Linked DNA regions of Homo sapiens: region 1 is linked to region 2. A link is an interaction called in ENCODE POLR2A ChIA-PET data of the cell type or tissue named here. Cell type or tissue: HepG2. All regions are shown on one strand. Each heading gives the region's core, and the rest is flanking DNA. Links, peaks and the distances in the headings are about the cores only.

Region 1 (8,188 bases), core at 3,313-5,812, 170 kb before region 2:
TCTTTCCACCACATCCTGACAACTACAGCAGTTTCTCTAGTCTTTCATTTTCCCTTTCCCTATCGCTTTATTGTACAGTCATGTGTTGAATGTGCCGTGTTTCAGTCAACAATGGATATACATGCATATACAACAGTGGTCCCATAATCAGAATACATATTATACATTTTTTTTTTCTTTTTTGAGACAGAGTCTTGCTCTGTTGCCTAGGCTGGAGTGCAGGGGCACAATCTTGGCTCACTGCAACCTCCATCTCCCAGGTTCAAGCAATTCTTGTGCCTCAGCCTCCCGAGTAGCTGGGATTACAGGCACCTGCCACCACATCCGGTTAATTTCTGTATTTTTAGTAGAGATGGGTTTTGTTATGTTGGTCAGGCTGGTCTCGAACTCCCAACCTCAGGTGATCCCCTTCCCCCCACCCATTCCACCTCGGCCTCCCAAAATGCTAGGATTACAGGCATGAGCCACCACGTCCCACCTATTATACATATTTTTACTGTATATTTTCTATGTTTAGATACATAAATATTTACCATTGTGTTACAGTTGCCTACAGTACTCTGTACCATACAGAGTTGTAGCCTAGGAATGATAGGCTATACCATACAGCCTAGGTGTGTAGTAGGCTACACCATCTAGATTTATGTAAGTACACTCTATGATGTTCATACAACAAAATCATTGAACATTTCTCAAAATGTATCTCTGTTAAGTGATGCATGACTGTACCTAAAGTAACTGGTGTGTGTGCACAAGCTATCACATTTTTAAAAAGCTAAATGGCCAATGATATGTTTTGATCAACATCAGATGGCGATGGTTGGGAAAAATTAGTGGTTCTGTGAAAATGTCATTTTTCTCCATTGTGGCATGCTGATTCAGCTGTTTATATTCCAGGAAGTTATTTTGCTCTCACTGTTTAACAACAACACAAACAATGTAAACAATTCTTGCATGCCTTGTTCGGAGAATTATGTTTTTCATTAATCATTGTAAAAGCAAGGATGATCTTGCAACCTTTTTGTATGCAGCCATTATATGTAGGGCAGTCTGTCTTTAAGTAGGGATAGATCACTCTAAAAGAAATAAGTCCTAGATAGCTTTCCCTCCAAGTCATCTTGTTTAAATACACTTGTTTAAAATGAAAAAAAAAAAGCGGGGGGTGGAGATGAAACCAGAACAAAACTCGCAGGTGGCAGTCTAGGTGTCCATTAACAATTACAGAACAATTGAAGAACCAAACCCATCTGAAACCCATTAGAAGCAATGTAAGTGCTACCATGCAGTCACCCCTCCCACCTTCCCCCAACACCAAGTGGCTTCTCCTCAAGGCAAGGCCATGACATCCACATCTGGGTCCAAAGAGTGGCGTGGGAGTCACAGCTTTGGTTTCTGGAGTCAGTTAGAACCTGAGTTCAAATCCTGACCCTGACATTTACCACCTGCATGACTCTGGACAAATGTTTTGTGTTCTCTGTGCCTTGGCTTTCCTGTCTATGAAGTGAAGATGATGGTATTTACTTCATAAGTGCTTGGGAGGATAAATGAGACAGTTCACATAAGGTGCTTAGTGAACAGTGAGAACTCAAGAAACCTACATTATTATGTTCTGTGGTGTTCCAAATATGCAGGAGCCGAAAGCCATTTGTGCTCTTCAACAGATGGAGCTACATGGATTTTCTCCCCAACGTATTATAAAAAATTTCAAATATACAAAAAAGCCAAAGATTGTACAGTGAATACGCATATACCTACCACCTAGGTTCCACAATTAGTATTTTGCTATGTTTTTTCACTTATCTCTTATCCATAATCCATCTTATTGTTTGATACAATTTAAAGTAAGCTGCAGACATCAGTACTTTTTAGACTACATATTCTATAGATTTCTTAAAAAGAAAAATTACATTCAGTGAAATGCACGGACCTTAAGTACACCATGCATGCATCCATCTTGACTTCTTAGTAAGTGTCCAGCTTCTGTTGCCATAGAGATGGCTTTGCTGTGGGTTGGGCTCTGCCAGGGAACAGGTGGTGGGTGATAGTGGTGGGTGGTCTGGGAGCACGTGGGAGGAGAGGGTCTACCCCTCTAGAGGCTGCTTACTTTTTGAGGCCCAGCAGAGCTCCCAGCTCCCCAGGGAGGTGCAGATTGAGTTATGCTCCTGTCACTATTTCACAGGTTCAAGCCAATTTTAAAGGTTATTTAGTTTTCTCAATGTAGAAAATCCTGTTTCTGCTTCCCTAACAGATGGTGATTCAGTCTGTTTGCATGCCTTGGGCAACCTCACTATGTTGGCTTTCCCAATTTAGAAGTTCTTTCTAAAGATGAGCTGAGATCCTTCCTGAAACTCAGAAGTTCTTCCTTCTGGAGACAGGTTCAAGATTCCTGCTGAAAAAGGAAGCCTGTTCTCTCATGTGCCCTTCATTTTCTCTAAATTGAATTTCTCCAGGTCATTCCATCCTTTCTCATTTGGCACTTATCACGTTCTGTCTTGAACTGTTAATTAACATTTCATCAGCTGGGTGTCTCCTTAATGAGGTTTCCTGCAGTCAAGGACCACAGCTAAGGCTTCTCTATGTATGGCAGCCTGAAGGCACTGCCCACCTTGAAGGTGCTCAATGAATGTACTGATTGATTTAGGTGGAAAAAGAATATTACATGGGTTAGATATAAATGTAATAGATCTTCGAGTCCAAACAATGAGTTTTGCCCTTTAAACATAGTTTGGACCATATATTATGTGTAGGGATGTATGTGCATCTCTTAGTCTATATTCTGTAGAGGAAACAGCCATAGAATATAACACCTAATGAAGAGCCTTGCTTATTAAAGTTATAAATAAAAACAGTGTTCTACCAGCTCTATGTTGTCAAGGCAGGGCTGCCTGAGCCACCATGCTGTATACTTTGAATTATTTGCATCATAATTTTGGGGAAGAAAATCCTGCTGTCCAAGAACCTCTGAAATATAAGGCAAGTCTTAACACTTCTCCCAGGGATGAACTGCATTTGAAATCATATTTCAATCCAAGGTACACCCAGAGCTTTGTTGTGAGAGAGTTCTTCCAGTCCCTAGACCTATCTTCCAAACAGTGTCTCACTGTTTCCTGTAAAGGGCAGTGGTTTCTACTGGGCTGAATACATGAAGAAAGCCCAGTTCCATCCAAGTCTTCTCCACTCACGTTCTTGCCCATTCATTCACAGGAAACCCAAGTTGAAATGGCTATAAGTAAACTTTCTTTGATACCATAAATGCCTGCACTTGGGACAGGCAAGGACTCTGCCCACTCGGCGATTTACATCTTTTCAGGTTGTGTTTACAGAAAGGAACATCTCCAAGCTAATTTTTACCAGAGCTTCTCTTCTCTGCCTCCCATGAGACCAAGTGTTTGCCAGAAGCCGAGTCATCACTCTGACAACATGACGGTGCCCCTACCCTGCATGTGTTTCTTTTCTTCCAAAACCAATAGAAAAAAACCCCAAAACCTATGTTCACATGTGGTTTTCATGAAAGGAAAGAGTTGTTGACACCATCCAGATGGGGACTGGGAGGCGCTGGTTTCCAGCCTGAAGCTGGGTAGGGCTCTGGGTGAGCGGGATTAGGAGACTCTGATATACTTGGGATGACTCATATCCACTGGGGGCTTAGGAGATGTAAAATAAGCCTGTGCTAGATTTTGCTGTGAAACTCATGATACAAAGGCACATCTCCAACACACCATGGCATTCAGAAGGGCTTCTTTAAGGAGACATCTTCAGAAGGAAAAAGAGCAAATTAGAACTTCAGTGTTTTTGGAGAAGACTCCCGGCTACCTCACCTGTTGCATAAGGCCTTGTGGCCAGCCCGGGAGTTATAGACGATGAGAGTTACTGGTTGTTTTCTAGAGAGGCACAGTCTAGTCTTGTGGAGGGGCTGAGAGGTGCTCTCTGAAACAGCCAGACCAAGAAGGCTGGGGATGTGTGTCCATCATGCTGGGGGTGAATTAGCACCAAGGATCAAGACTGAAGAAGTCCAATTCTGTGTTCAGTACACTTCACATGGAGCCTGGGATAAGGTGAAATAACCTGCTGGGTTGGCCCTTGAGATGGATGGAAAGTGAAAGAAGGGATAGGAGGTAATCAGGAGTGTCCAGGACAATTGTCCTGGACAATTTCCTCGATCGGAAATGGTACCCGTGCTTTTATTTTATTCGTTGCTCAGTGCATAATGAATCTGTTTGGTTGAAATGAAAGGATAGCATCTAGGAAAACAGCTGCCTTCAAAACAAAAGTGATTTTGCTTTCTGGAGCTGCCCTATCAGCAAAGGCAGTTTCACCTTCACCTTGGGGTCAAAAAGATTTGCCTCTTGAATGCATGAGTCAAACCTAAACTGTGTCGGATTTTTTAAACCTATGACCTTTAACCACATTGTTGATTCACAATGTCAAAAAGCTTCATTCTTCTTTTGGACTGGAAAGTTTAAACATACTTAGCACAAAGTTGAATCCTGGGTCCACATTTTTAAAAAAATTACCTTTCTAGTTCAGCTAGAAGAACCTCATTTTAACAGAGCACTGTTTGAAAGACTGCATAAATTATGACCAACAATAACAAACCTTTTTAAACAAACACATTAGAATGTATAACCAAAATACATGTGAGTTTTAGTCACATGATGCTATTATTACTCAAATTATTTTCAAAGTTCCTCTTTCAGAGTGGCCTTGAAGACAACTTGAACAGAAGCAGAAAAATGTCACCTGACTTGATAGTCACAGGTTTGCTTCCTTGATCTCATCCAATTTTCTGCCTTTCACATTCTTTTTGCAACTTTAACCTTGCCCTTCTCCCCTCTTTCACTTCATGAACTAATAACCATGGGACTCCCCCGCCCAACCCTTTAAATATATTGTAATGATGCTACCTGGGAATGGAAAAGTCCAGGAGAAAGACTATGGGGCCAACAACAGCTGGGAATCAGAGAGCCCCATGGTGTATGGGGCGTAACACCCAATATTCCTTTGGGTATTAAGTGCATATAAGAAACATAAGAGGAGGCTGGGCGTGGTGACTCATGCCTCTAATCTCAGCACTTTGGTAGGCCGAGGCGGGTGGATCATGAGGTCAAGAGATCGAGACCATCCTGGCCAACATAGTGAAACCCTGTCTCTACCAAAAATACAAAAATTAGCTGGGTGTGGTGGCACGAGCCTGTAGTCTCAGCTACTTGGGAGGCTGAGGCAGGAGAATTGCTTGAATCCAGGGGGCAGAGATTGCAGTGAGCCAAGATCGTGCCACTGCACTCCAGCCTGGGAGACAGAGTGAGACTCCGTCTCAAAATAAATAAATAAATAAATAAATAAATAAATAAATAAATAAATAAATAAATGAATGTAAGAGGATAACTGATCAAGTGTTCTCTACACAAATCACCACCAGTTGAACCCCCATTAAGGCAGGTAATAGTCCTTGGCTATAGACAAGAGTTGGTACCATGCGCCTAATGTAGGTCTGGATTTGGTTAACATCCTTTTGTGCAACAGGTCAGAGAAGGACTGATAACCAGAACACTGGCAGGCTGTGCTGGAACTGCTTGTTGCTGGATGGCAGGGACATTTGAGGCACAGAGATAAGAAGGGAAAGAACCAACTGTTGCGCGGATTCCCTCAATGGCAGCAGCTGTGTCTTAGTCTGTTTGTGCTGCTAGAACAACATACCTGAGACTGGGTAATTTATAAAGAACAGAAATGTATTTTCACAGTTTTGGAGGTTGAATGTTCAAAATCTAGATGCCAGCAGGTTCGGTGTCTGGTGAGGCCCAGTCTCTGCTTCCAAGACATTGACTTGTCGCTTTGTCCTTTGAAGGAAACGCACTCTGTGTCCTCACATGGCAAATAAATGGAAGGGCGAAAAGGGCCAAGCTAGTTCCCTCCAGCATTTGAATAATGCGCTAGTCTCATTTACGCGGGCAGAGCCCTCCTCCTGGCTCATCACGTCCTAAATGTCCCTCTCTTAATACTGTTGCATTGGGGATTAAGCTTCAACATGAATTTTAGGGGAAGAAAAACACTGAATGCATAGCAAGCTGTAAGAGAGACTTATGAGTTGTCTTGGGCCAATGTCTGGGAAAGGATTAGTTTGAGGGAGTTCCAGTATTGTAGAGCTACAGGAGGAAAAAGTGCCAGGTCAGGGTAGCTGAGAACAATGGAGAAATTGGGGGATAACCTAGATTTGGAACTGGAAGACCCACTTGGATTGTTGTGAGGATTAAATGAGATCTTTATACAAATAATTTGAAGCCACAAAATTGTTTTTTGTTGATGCGTCATTCACCATTTTCCTCATTCACGAGGAAGGCAACAAGCATTAATTTTTCTGGCCCTCCATTAAGAACCTGTCTACATCCTCACCTAGCTCCTGAGCGCCTTGCTTTTTCCATAGCTTAGTGAAAGCCTGCTCCTGTCCTCACCCTAGGCTAATTCCCCCACCTGTGCAACACCTGTGCTCTTCTAGGGCCATCCCTTCCTACTTTGTGAGTTCTTGTTCCGTCAGTTATGCCTCATTTGTTCACATTCTCAGCCTCTCCTTTCCTCTTCCTCATTATCATTCAAACATGCTCTACTATCACCCAACTTAAAAAAAGAGCAACTTCCTCCTTTATGGCACTATGTCCCTATAGGTACTTCCTTTTCTGCATTCAATTTCCTCTTCACAGTCAGCCTTCTGGAAAGGGCGGTCTCTACTCACTACCTGAAATTGCTTAGTCCCTTCCTACTTGAGCTCACTTCAGCTTGGCTCCTGAATCCATCGCTGCACTGGAACTGGTTTTGTCAAAGTGACCAGTGACCACCCCTCACCAAATCCAATGGGCACTTTTTCATTCTTCTATTAATCAATGTTTTCTAAACCTCTTACTCAGCTTCTATGGGAACTTTCTCTCCTATTTTTCTCCCACTTTTCCAACTGTTCTGTCTCATTTATCCTCTGCCATCCACTTCTCAAACATTGGGGATTCCTCTTGGCCTCTAGGGGCACTGCTGTTTCTTCAGCTCTTAGGAGAAAGCTGGTTGGCACACAGTTGGTTCACAGTCAAGGACCTTTCTTGAGCCAAAGGGCTTGGAGTTGGTGCTTTCTTCCTCTTGGACCTGGCTTTGGGGGTTCAGCTCTCCCCAGGTGAGTGGTCTAGTGAACCAGCCTGGGGCTGCCCCTACTGGGAAAGAACCTGTCCTAAAGGTGCAGTTTCCACCAGCAATGCTCCAGCCACCAGAACAAACCCCAATTTATTTCCTCATCCTTATCCTTTTTTCGGCCATGCCATTTCTAGAGCTCACCTTGCCTCTTTAAGGGATAAAACAGAGCTGAGATTTGCATCTGGGCCTATGAGGACAGGGAATAGGTGGCCACTCAGTTTGCTGGATCTGTCTCAGATCTGTCTATTACCGGCCAGAGTGGCTCCTTTAGTTAAACCCGGAGCCCCACGGATAAGTCTCCGCACTGAGGTCAGGGGCTAAAGCCCTAAAACATCCATTCCTTGGGGGCTTCCTTTGCCTGGTTGCATTCTTTACAAAGTTATCTTCCCCAGGATCCTACAACTGTTTATGTGTTGAGGTTCTTGGAGCAGGCATTCACAAAGGCAACCTATCTGACCAACTGGTATCCACAGCCTCTTTTTTTCTACACATACTTGTTCTTTTTTGTTTTTTTTTTTTTGAGATGGAGTCTTACTGTATCACCCAGTCTGGAGTGCAGTGGCACAATCTCGGCTCACTACAACCTCTGCCTCCAGGGTTCAAGCAATTCTCCTGCCTCAGCCTCCTGAAGAGCTGGGATTACAGGTGCCTGCCACCATGCCTGGCTAATTTTTTTTGTTGTTGTTTGTTATTTTTAGTAGAGACGGGGTTTCACCATGTTGGCCAGGCTGGTCTTAAACTCCCGACCTCAAGCGATCCACCTGCCTTGGCCTCCCAAAGTGCTGGGATTACAGGAGTGAGCCACCGCTCACCCGGCCTTTTTTTCTACACATATTTGTTCTGAGATATCTGATCAAACACTAGGGCTCCAAATACTGCACGTGGCTGGTAGTACAATCTCTAGAACAAGAACAGGGCCTCTGACCTCCAGGCCACATGTTCTTGCATGATCAACACATCTAAAAGTCAACTCATCAAAACTCCCCAAAGTCGTCCCTTCTCTCTTTCCATTCCTTCT
Region 2 (8,188 bases), core at 3,466-5,965:
CAGTATGAACATGTGACTATAAGGAAACGCTTTTTGAAATTATCTTTGCTTGGACCAAAGGCAGAAGTTTGCATGTAGGTAGTTTATGTTGGAAGTGATCCCAGAGAGCAGGAGGGAAAGGCTGGGAGAGCCAAACAGGGAGGGAGGGAAAAAGCAACACCTGGATGTGTTATCAAGTTGGCTGACCACCGCCACAGGTGGCTCATGCTCCATCTCACTGGGACCCTTTGAGAATTCCAATAAGATTCATCTCACAGCTGGGGGATCCATGGGGGAAACATCCATCCACTGGTTCCCAATGAGTAAGTGTGGCCCCATGGGCACTGACTCCCAGCACACCTGGGTTATGCACATGTGAGCCCCTCAGTGTCAGAAAACATGGGCTCAGGGCAAGGCACTGTGATTGCCCCTGTGAGAAACTCACGAAAGCCTGCTCTGACCTGGTCACCATAGCAGCAGCTGGAACAAAATATGGTGCTTCAAGCATCTGCAGTGATGCATAGACGCGTCTACAAGAGACACTGTCTTAGTAAGTGTGGTTTCTAAATGACAGCCTGGAGCTGAAGGATGCAATTGTGGCTTTTGCTTTAACTATGGATCACAGTCCCTTAAGCTCACGTCGTCATCTGAAAAACAGAGAATAACATACCTACCTCACATTCTGGAAAAGACTTAAAACTAAAATGCTGCCATTCAATAGTTTTAAGAATTTCAGTAAGATTTAAAGACAGCAATTGGCTATTGAGTCATTAGCTCCTGCTTGCCCCAATCCTACCCAGTTGCAAATTCTGAGGACTTCAGTGAATAGGTTCAGCTCTGCTCAGGCCCTAGAGACTGACAGCTTCATGTTGAGTCTACAGTTTTCTCTGCTACCCTACAGTATTATGTGTGGGCATCTGCCTGCTTTCCAAATGTACATTCCAGTTTCCTGAAAGCGAGGTTCCAAGGCCTGCCCAGCCCTTATGAACCTCCTTTTCCAGGGGGTGCTGGGCTCTGTCCACATAGCATGGCTGAATATGATCCTGCTTCTTCCTGGACCTACGGAACCTAAACATGGATATAATATTTGTAATTGCCCAGAGATTACTGCTGCAGTATCCTCACCAACCAGTGCAAAATGGCAAAAGCCCAGATAGTGATGATGATGAAGATAATAATAATAGCTGTATTTATTAAATTCCTGCTTATGCCAGGCCTGGTGCTAGGTGCTTTATGTGAATTCTCTCATTTAATCCTCACAATAGTCCGCTGAGCAAGCTTTATCCCTATTTTGCAGATAACAAAACAGATGCTCAGAAAAGTAATTTATCCATATCACCAAATTAGTAAGTGGTAGAATGAGGGCCTGAGCCTCAGGTCTGTACAATTACAGAGCCTCTATTCCGATTTAATCATTGTGCTACACAGTCTCTCCAAGATGGGTCCTAAACCTGCCATGTCTACTTGGCCGTGATAAGTCAGACTCCTTGTCAATTTTCTGGAGCCTGTCCTATAGCCAGCTCAGCCTCCTATCTATGGCTTTGCCCAGCCTTGGCTTCCCACCTTCTCCCTGTTCCCAACATGCCAAGTTGAGTCTACTATTAACAATATTTTCCAAGGAATTGACTGGACCTGGAATCTTTTTGGTACATTTCCGTATCAGTCATTTGACTTGAGCAGTCTTTGAAATCAAAAAGTGATATAAAGTCCTCATGTATTCTTTGAGTTACGATTAAATCTAGGTTTATTACCAAGTTCCTACGATGAGCAATATATGCCCAAAGCTAAGACTAGTAAGAGAGCAAGGAGAATGTGCTTCAGGGAATAGACTGAATTGGGGTTGAGATAATGACATGTAACTTTAAAAGCAAAGCATTGTCCTGAAACACCAACAATTAAAATCATTTTTCTTTTCCAAAATGTGTCTCTTACTCTCTACACACTGTATATATACATGACAGGGAGAAAGATCCACCGACCATTATTTTCACACCTGCAAACATATTCTCAAAGTTCCATATGTTTTTCAAGGCCTCAATGCTTAAGAAAATACACCTTGGCTGACTGGTTGCATATCTCCAAGGAAGAGGCTGTTTATGTCTGCTCCTGTCTGAATCTTGAGACTTGGAACACCTTATTATCATGACCCATAATTTCTTCCTCATTTACAGTTCTCAGCAGGATCTCCAGTTGATGGCTACACAGACCGTGCCCTAATCCATAGGAACACAGTTTCTGCATTCAATGTAAAAAGTGATCTTGCTTAAGTCCCAAAATCAATTAGTGCTTCAAGACTTGGGAAAATATTATCAACAAAGGAATAGCCACCCAAGGAAAAAAGCAAATAAATCCCTGCAGAGAAAATAAATGCCATTCATTTCCAGTCATATACAGCAATAAAACTGATTAAATTCCTCACAAATATAAGCTGACAAAGCAGTGGGAATGTGATAATGAAGGTCTCATAGCTTCACAGGGACTTTGCCTCCGAGAAGCTAGCAAGGATGCCTAAATCCTTTTTATTACTATTGGGAGGAAAGAAGTAGCAAGATTGAGAATTCTTTACCTCTGTTACAGTTCTATAAATTTTTATAAATAACTGTATTACTAAGCAAAGCACAGGGTAGAATTTAAGAAAAAGGAATGCCCCTAAAAATGAGATATACCTCCCCACTTTTCAGAACAGTATGTTCTGTCGTAAACAAGACACTTTACTATTCACATAGCCATGTGATACTATGATTGCAGCACCTGAAATGGAAAGTAAAAGATCTAAATTTTCAAACCATTTCTGGCACTGGTCCCCTGTGCTTTTCGACAAATGACTTCCCTGTGTTTATTTCCCGATTTACAAAACGGTGATAATTATTTCTAACCTACCCCAGAGAAGTAGAAGATAAAGCATGCTCCAGAACAAAAAGTATTTTTAAAAGACCTTAATAATAACAACCCTCTTTTTTGGAAAAAAAGATTGTTTCTATTTTATGGGGAAATACTTTACTAATCGTGAGTTTGTCCATAGAAAGATTTTATAATATTAAAAAAGAAAGATTCCTGAATATGGATGGATTAGCCTTGAGAATATATTTGAACTATATAGTTTCTAATGATTAAAATTTCAAAGAAAATATGTTTTACAATATGGATCCTGAATAACATATTCAGGATCCCACAATCCTATTTGTTGTATGTTATAATAACTTTTCTTCCGGCCATAATCCTATTTTTTATATGTTGTAATAATTTCTCTTCTGGCACCAAGGAAGAAAGGATAGCACATCACAGCAAACAAGTTAAGCATCTGGGTTTTCTTTGAAGCAGCTGGAAAGGCTTTCTTTCCCCATTCTGCCTCCATTATGTTGCATTCTGCATTGATGAAATAACAATAGGTATGATCGTGGTTCCTGTCCAAGTGCCTTTCTACATGCTGAGTCCCCACTGGAGGTATGGACTATAAGAAATGAAACTTGCTTCCCCCACTTTTTTTTTTTCTTTAACATTCCAACCCCAGTCTTATGCAACCAAATGAATTGCATCTTTCAATGGAGTCACTGGGAGGCAATACCCTTATTTCAAAGATGATGCTCAAAACTGGTTTTGGAATTGCCTTCGAAGCCAGTTTATGAGTTTCCTAAGCAAAATGACTTTACTACTCCTGCCTCCAAAGTACATTAAACAGACACAGCTTTTGCCTTGAAGACTCTTACAGTCTACTATGTGTTATTCTCACCCAGCCTGATCATTGCAAGAGAAAATCTTCAACAAAATAATCCCTGGAGAACTCTCAAGAGGTATGAATTACTGCAATTATGAAGCTACCATCTAAAGCAGCACTGTCTAATGGAAACAAAATGTGAGCCACAAATGTAATTTAAAATCTTCTAGTGGCCAGATCATGAAAAGATAAAAATAAACTGTTGAAATTAATTTTTTTTGAGACAGGGTTTTGCTCTGTTGCCCAGGCTGGAGTGCAATGGCATGATCACCACTCACTGCAGCCTTGACCTCCCTGGCTCAGTCAATCCTCCCACCTCAGCCTCCCGAGTAGCTAGGACCACAGGCATGTGCCATCACACCCAGCTAATTTTTGTATCTTTTTGTACAGATGGGGTTTCACCCTGTTTCCAAGGCTGGTCTCTAATTCCTGGGCTCAAGTGATCAAGTTCTGGGATTGCAGGCGTGAGCCACCACGCCTGCCTGGCTGAAATTAATTTTAATAATATATTTTATTCAACCCAATATATAAAAATATTATCATTTCAATATGTAATTCATATAAAAATTATGGAGGTATTATTTTTCATTATTTTTTCATATCATCTTTGAAATTCAGTATTTTACCCTTACAGCACATCTCAATTCAACTTTACCACATTTCAAATGCTCAATAGCCATGTATGACTAGTGGCTACCTGTTGAACAGCACAGACCCAGGCCCTTTTCTCCCCTGAATAATGAAGGCCAGGGCACTATTTAGTATTGAATAACTGAGCTCTTCCTGCCATTTTCTTAATTCCTTTAATTTATGAGTAGATAAAGTATAAAAACACTATCTATAACACTGGGCAGTTTGGTGTTCTAACAAAGAAAATCTTAGGTCAATCCAACACACACCGGAAAGAATAGAAGTCAAAACAGAGATAGTAAAGAAAGGCTTAGAGGCTCTTTCACCCACCACCAATTCTGCCTCTGATTGGCCTCTGATGCCACACTAGCTTGGAGAGACTGTATGCAGCTTCCTCAAAGCTGGGAAAAGGCCAGAGGCAGCTTTGAACCAGAGGAGTTTGCCTCTGCCTAGGAAAAACAGAACCTGTTATCTAAATTGCCTAATGATTCACAACCCAAACAAAGGAAACTCACAAGACCAGAATCCAGAGACAGCAGGGGGCCAGAAAAAGCTGAGACAGGAATGTCATGCTTAGGACCAGAAGGGGAGAAAGGAGATGAAATTGAAGACTCAAGAAATGCCTCTGAAGACTCTTAATTTCATTATCTCAAGAGACCAAGGCAGCCAGGCCTCTGTGCATTCTTAGGAGTGCAGACTCCATGGCCCAGACTGTGCGCAGACAGACTTCATATCTGTCACATGGGATGGAGGCACATCCTTCGGGGAGTCACATTAACCATCATCAAGATTTGCCAGTGTCAAGAAGCACAGGATGAGTATGATGGGTCCAAAGGGCCTGGGACCTGAAGAGGGCTGTCTAACAGCCAAGCAAACCCCATGGCCACATGCTAGACTGCTTCCCCACTGCCCACAGGGAGCTAAGGGAAACCATAGCTCGTGCCTCATGATGTAAGTAAGGATCTGTGGGCAACTGTGATTGCCATTTGCTTTTGCTTTTTTTTTTTTTTTTTTTTTTTTTTTTGAGACAGAGTCTTGCTCTGTCACACAGGCTGGAGTGCAGTGGTGCCATCTCAGCTCACTGCAATCTCCGCCTCCCAGGTTCAAGCGATTCTCCTGCCTCAGCCTCTGAGTAGCTGGGACTACAGGGGCATACCACCACATCTGGCTAATTTTTTATATTTTTAGTAGAGATGGGGTTTCGCCATGTTGGCCAGGCTGGTCTCGAACTGCTGACTTCAGGTGATCCGCCCACCTCGGCCTCCCAAAGTGCTGGGATTACAGGCGTGAGCCGCCATGCCCGGCTGCTTTTGCTATTTTTGTGAATGAAGGAATAAAGTTGATCTCCTTTAAAGAATTTAAAATTCTTCCATCGAAGAATCAAAAGAAAACAATGGAAACCTGAGATTTTGAACTTTAACAAAAATCCATGAAATTAATTGTATTCTCTTCCATAATTTGCCTGTTTTAATATAACAATGTTTTAAATTATTAACCAGATAAATTATTTATTTTCCCTTCTATATATTCAAGCAAAATGAACACTCCAGGAAGATGTGCCCCATTTCTCCTGTGGTCTTGTGTGCCTCTTTGAACACCAAAGGCTGGACAGGCCTAGTCAACATGCTCAGAACACACCTTCACTTCCTCTTCCTACATCCCTGCTCACTCCCCATGCCCAAAACGTCCTGCTCTCCGTGTCCATTGCCTACCTACATCTTAACAATCACTCAAGCACAGTTTAATGGATGTCCCGCCTCCCCTAAGAAGCTCCTCAATGACCCCTCTGCTGTCCAGACTTCATCTTTCTGTTCTGCCCTTAACCTGGGGAACCGTGGCTCCTGCAGATGTGTAGCTGAATCTTGAATCCACGCATACTCCTGTACCTCACACAGTCCCCGAGTTCTTTGCTAGGCATTGTGCTAGACTAGTGCCTGACATGTTTTTGGTCCCTCCTTCACAATTCACACTCCCTTTGGTAACATTTCTTCTCATACTAAGTGATTTTCAGTCTAGAGGGCAAGGAATCAACACAGTCTTTACAGGGGATGGATCATGGCCTCAGACACGGGAAAGGAAATCTCCACACCACACACTTGCCTGACCCCCTCTTCACCCACAGAGGAATCTGAGACTTGTGCCTCACACTGAATTAGAGACCACTACCATGATTCTAGGTGTGCTTTAAGAGAGGAGACTGGCCCGGCGCAGTGGCTCACTCCTGTAATCCTAGCACTTTGGGAGGCCGAGACAGGTGGTTCTCCTGAGGACAGGAGTTAGAAAACAGCCTGGCCCACATAGCAAAACCCCGTTTCTACTAAAAATACAAAAAAATTTGCCCAGTGTGGTGGTGGGTGCCTGTAATCCCAGCTACTAGAGAGGCTGAGGCAGGAGAGTCACTAGAACCCTGGGGGCTGAGATTGCAGTCAGCCGAGATCGCGCCACTGCACTCCAGCCTGGGTGACAAAGCAAGACTCTGTCTCAAAAAAAAAAAAAAAAAAAGAGGGAGACTGTATCTTACTGATCTTCAGAACTCCTCAGGACAGTACATTGTCTTAAATAACAAGTAGAGTTATGCTTGTTAAAGTTATGCTTGTTAACTGACTAATTTCTGTTACCAAAAAGAAAATAATGAGTGGTCAGGTGACCTCACCTGGGACCAGCCTGATGATCACAACCCACCATAGACACCAACCGGTCAGGCCACTCCCTCCAGCGACTCACAGATGTGATCTGAATGCACTGTACACAGGGTTATTTGCAGCCCTGAGTTTTCCTTAGGCCCCACTACTCAGCCTGCTCTATTACCTCTGGACTCCAGAGGGACCTTCAAACAAAAGGGGACACCAAAGTGGGAGTTTAAAATGGCAACCTACGGCCAGCACTGTCAGCGCAAACACAGCACTCCCTTTGTTCCCCACCTCTATTTCTTTTATATTTTGACTAATTTGCATGTATCTGAATAGTTCACCAGATCACAGGCTATTTTGAGGACAGGTATATAACTTTTTTGGTAGCTTCCACGGCAATGGATGTCATTCTTAATGTTTGCTAAATTTGTTACAACAATCCTCATTTTTTAAAAAGAAGATATTGACAAGAAAGTGTTCTGAGATGGAAACAAAAGAAAAAGAAAAAGAAAAAAAGATCCTTTTCTTTGAATAGTCACGGTAGGAGAGGCTGATTAGATATGGCCCATACTGTGAAAGAAAAATACAAAAAAAGATCATAAAGATTACAGTCAGTTAAGAGTGTAAACCACTGGAAAGGAATAAACCTGTGGTGCCAATAATCTCTGAAATATTTTCTCATTAAGAAAACATGAAAAAAGAGTCCTACAAGGTTAAGGATTGTTCTGTAAGAAAGGAACAAGCCTGGAAGGCAGAATTTCTGTATACAACATTTTGTTGATGCTTTGTACCTAACTGCCAAAGACAGCAAGAGAAGCGACTGGGGATTTTTTTCAAATATATTTTTATTATTGTTTTTAAGCCTGATGGGGCAATCTCATGCTTCTGAAAGCAATGGACAGCAGCCTGTTTGAAGCCAAGCACAGCGGGGTGGTCCCCCACCAAGAGCTTAGGCACTGCGTTCCCAGGCCCTCCACGGAAGAGCAAGTCTCTGATAAACTCCTGGGGAGGAAGGCGACTGTAGTCTTTCCTCAGCTGACTAAGCCAGAGCTTCAAATCAAGTCAGAGAACCACAGTAATCTTTGTATAACCCCAAAGCGGAGAGGAATCTGGGACAGAATGCCAACAAAGGCTAGCCCGGGAAATCTCTCTCTCGTTTTCTGGAGCGAATGCCTTGATACAAATATATTGCACACATATGTGCAGCAGTTACCACTGCCCTCAAGGAGAACCC

What was found. ChIA-PET counts read pairs that join two places held together with the same protein. Peaks named below come from ENCODE experiments on the same cell type or tissue, not always from the same donor. Only the 100,000 strongest peaks of a DNase experiment are listed, where the experiment ranks them.
Region 1: POLR2A ChIA-PET joins it to region 2 with 11 read pairs; 3 of 35 experiments call an interaction of 5 or more read pairs at or near these places.

The regions. Positions count from the first base shown.
Region 1 is chr5:78,753,956-78,762,143 of GRCh38, forward strand. All of the region lies in intron 3 of LOC124900191 (a long non-coding RNA gene), which reads right to left. Among named protein-coding and RNA genes, the nearest start is that of LHFPL2, 110 kb to the left of the region's middle. RefSeq lists enhancers at 3,093-3,152, 3,723-3,772, 6,459-6,588, 7,184-7,283. In HepG2, for the core only: no CTCF peak of the experiment used is centred there; DNase peaks (open chromatin) are centred at 3,446 and 4,376; H3K4me3 peaks cover 1,339 bases.
Region 2 is chr5:78,922,986-78,931,173 of GRCh38, forward strand. All of the region lies in intron 4 of ARSB (arylsulfatase B), which reads right to left. Among named protein-coding and RNA genes, the nearest start is that of ARSB, 58 kb to the right of the region's middle. In HepG2, for the core only: no CTCF peak of the experiment used is centred there; a DNase peak (open chromatin) is centred at 4,786.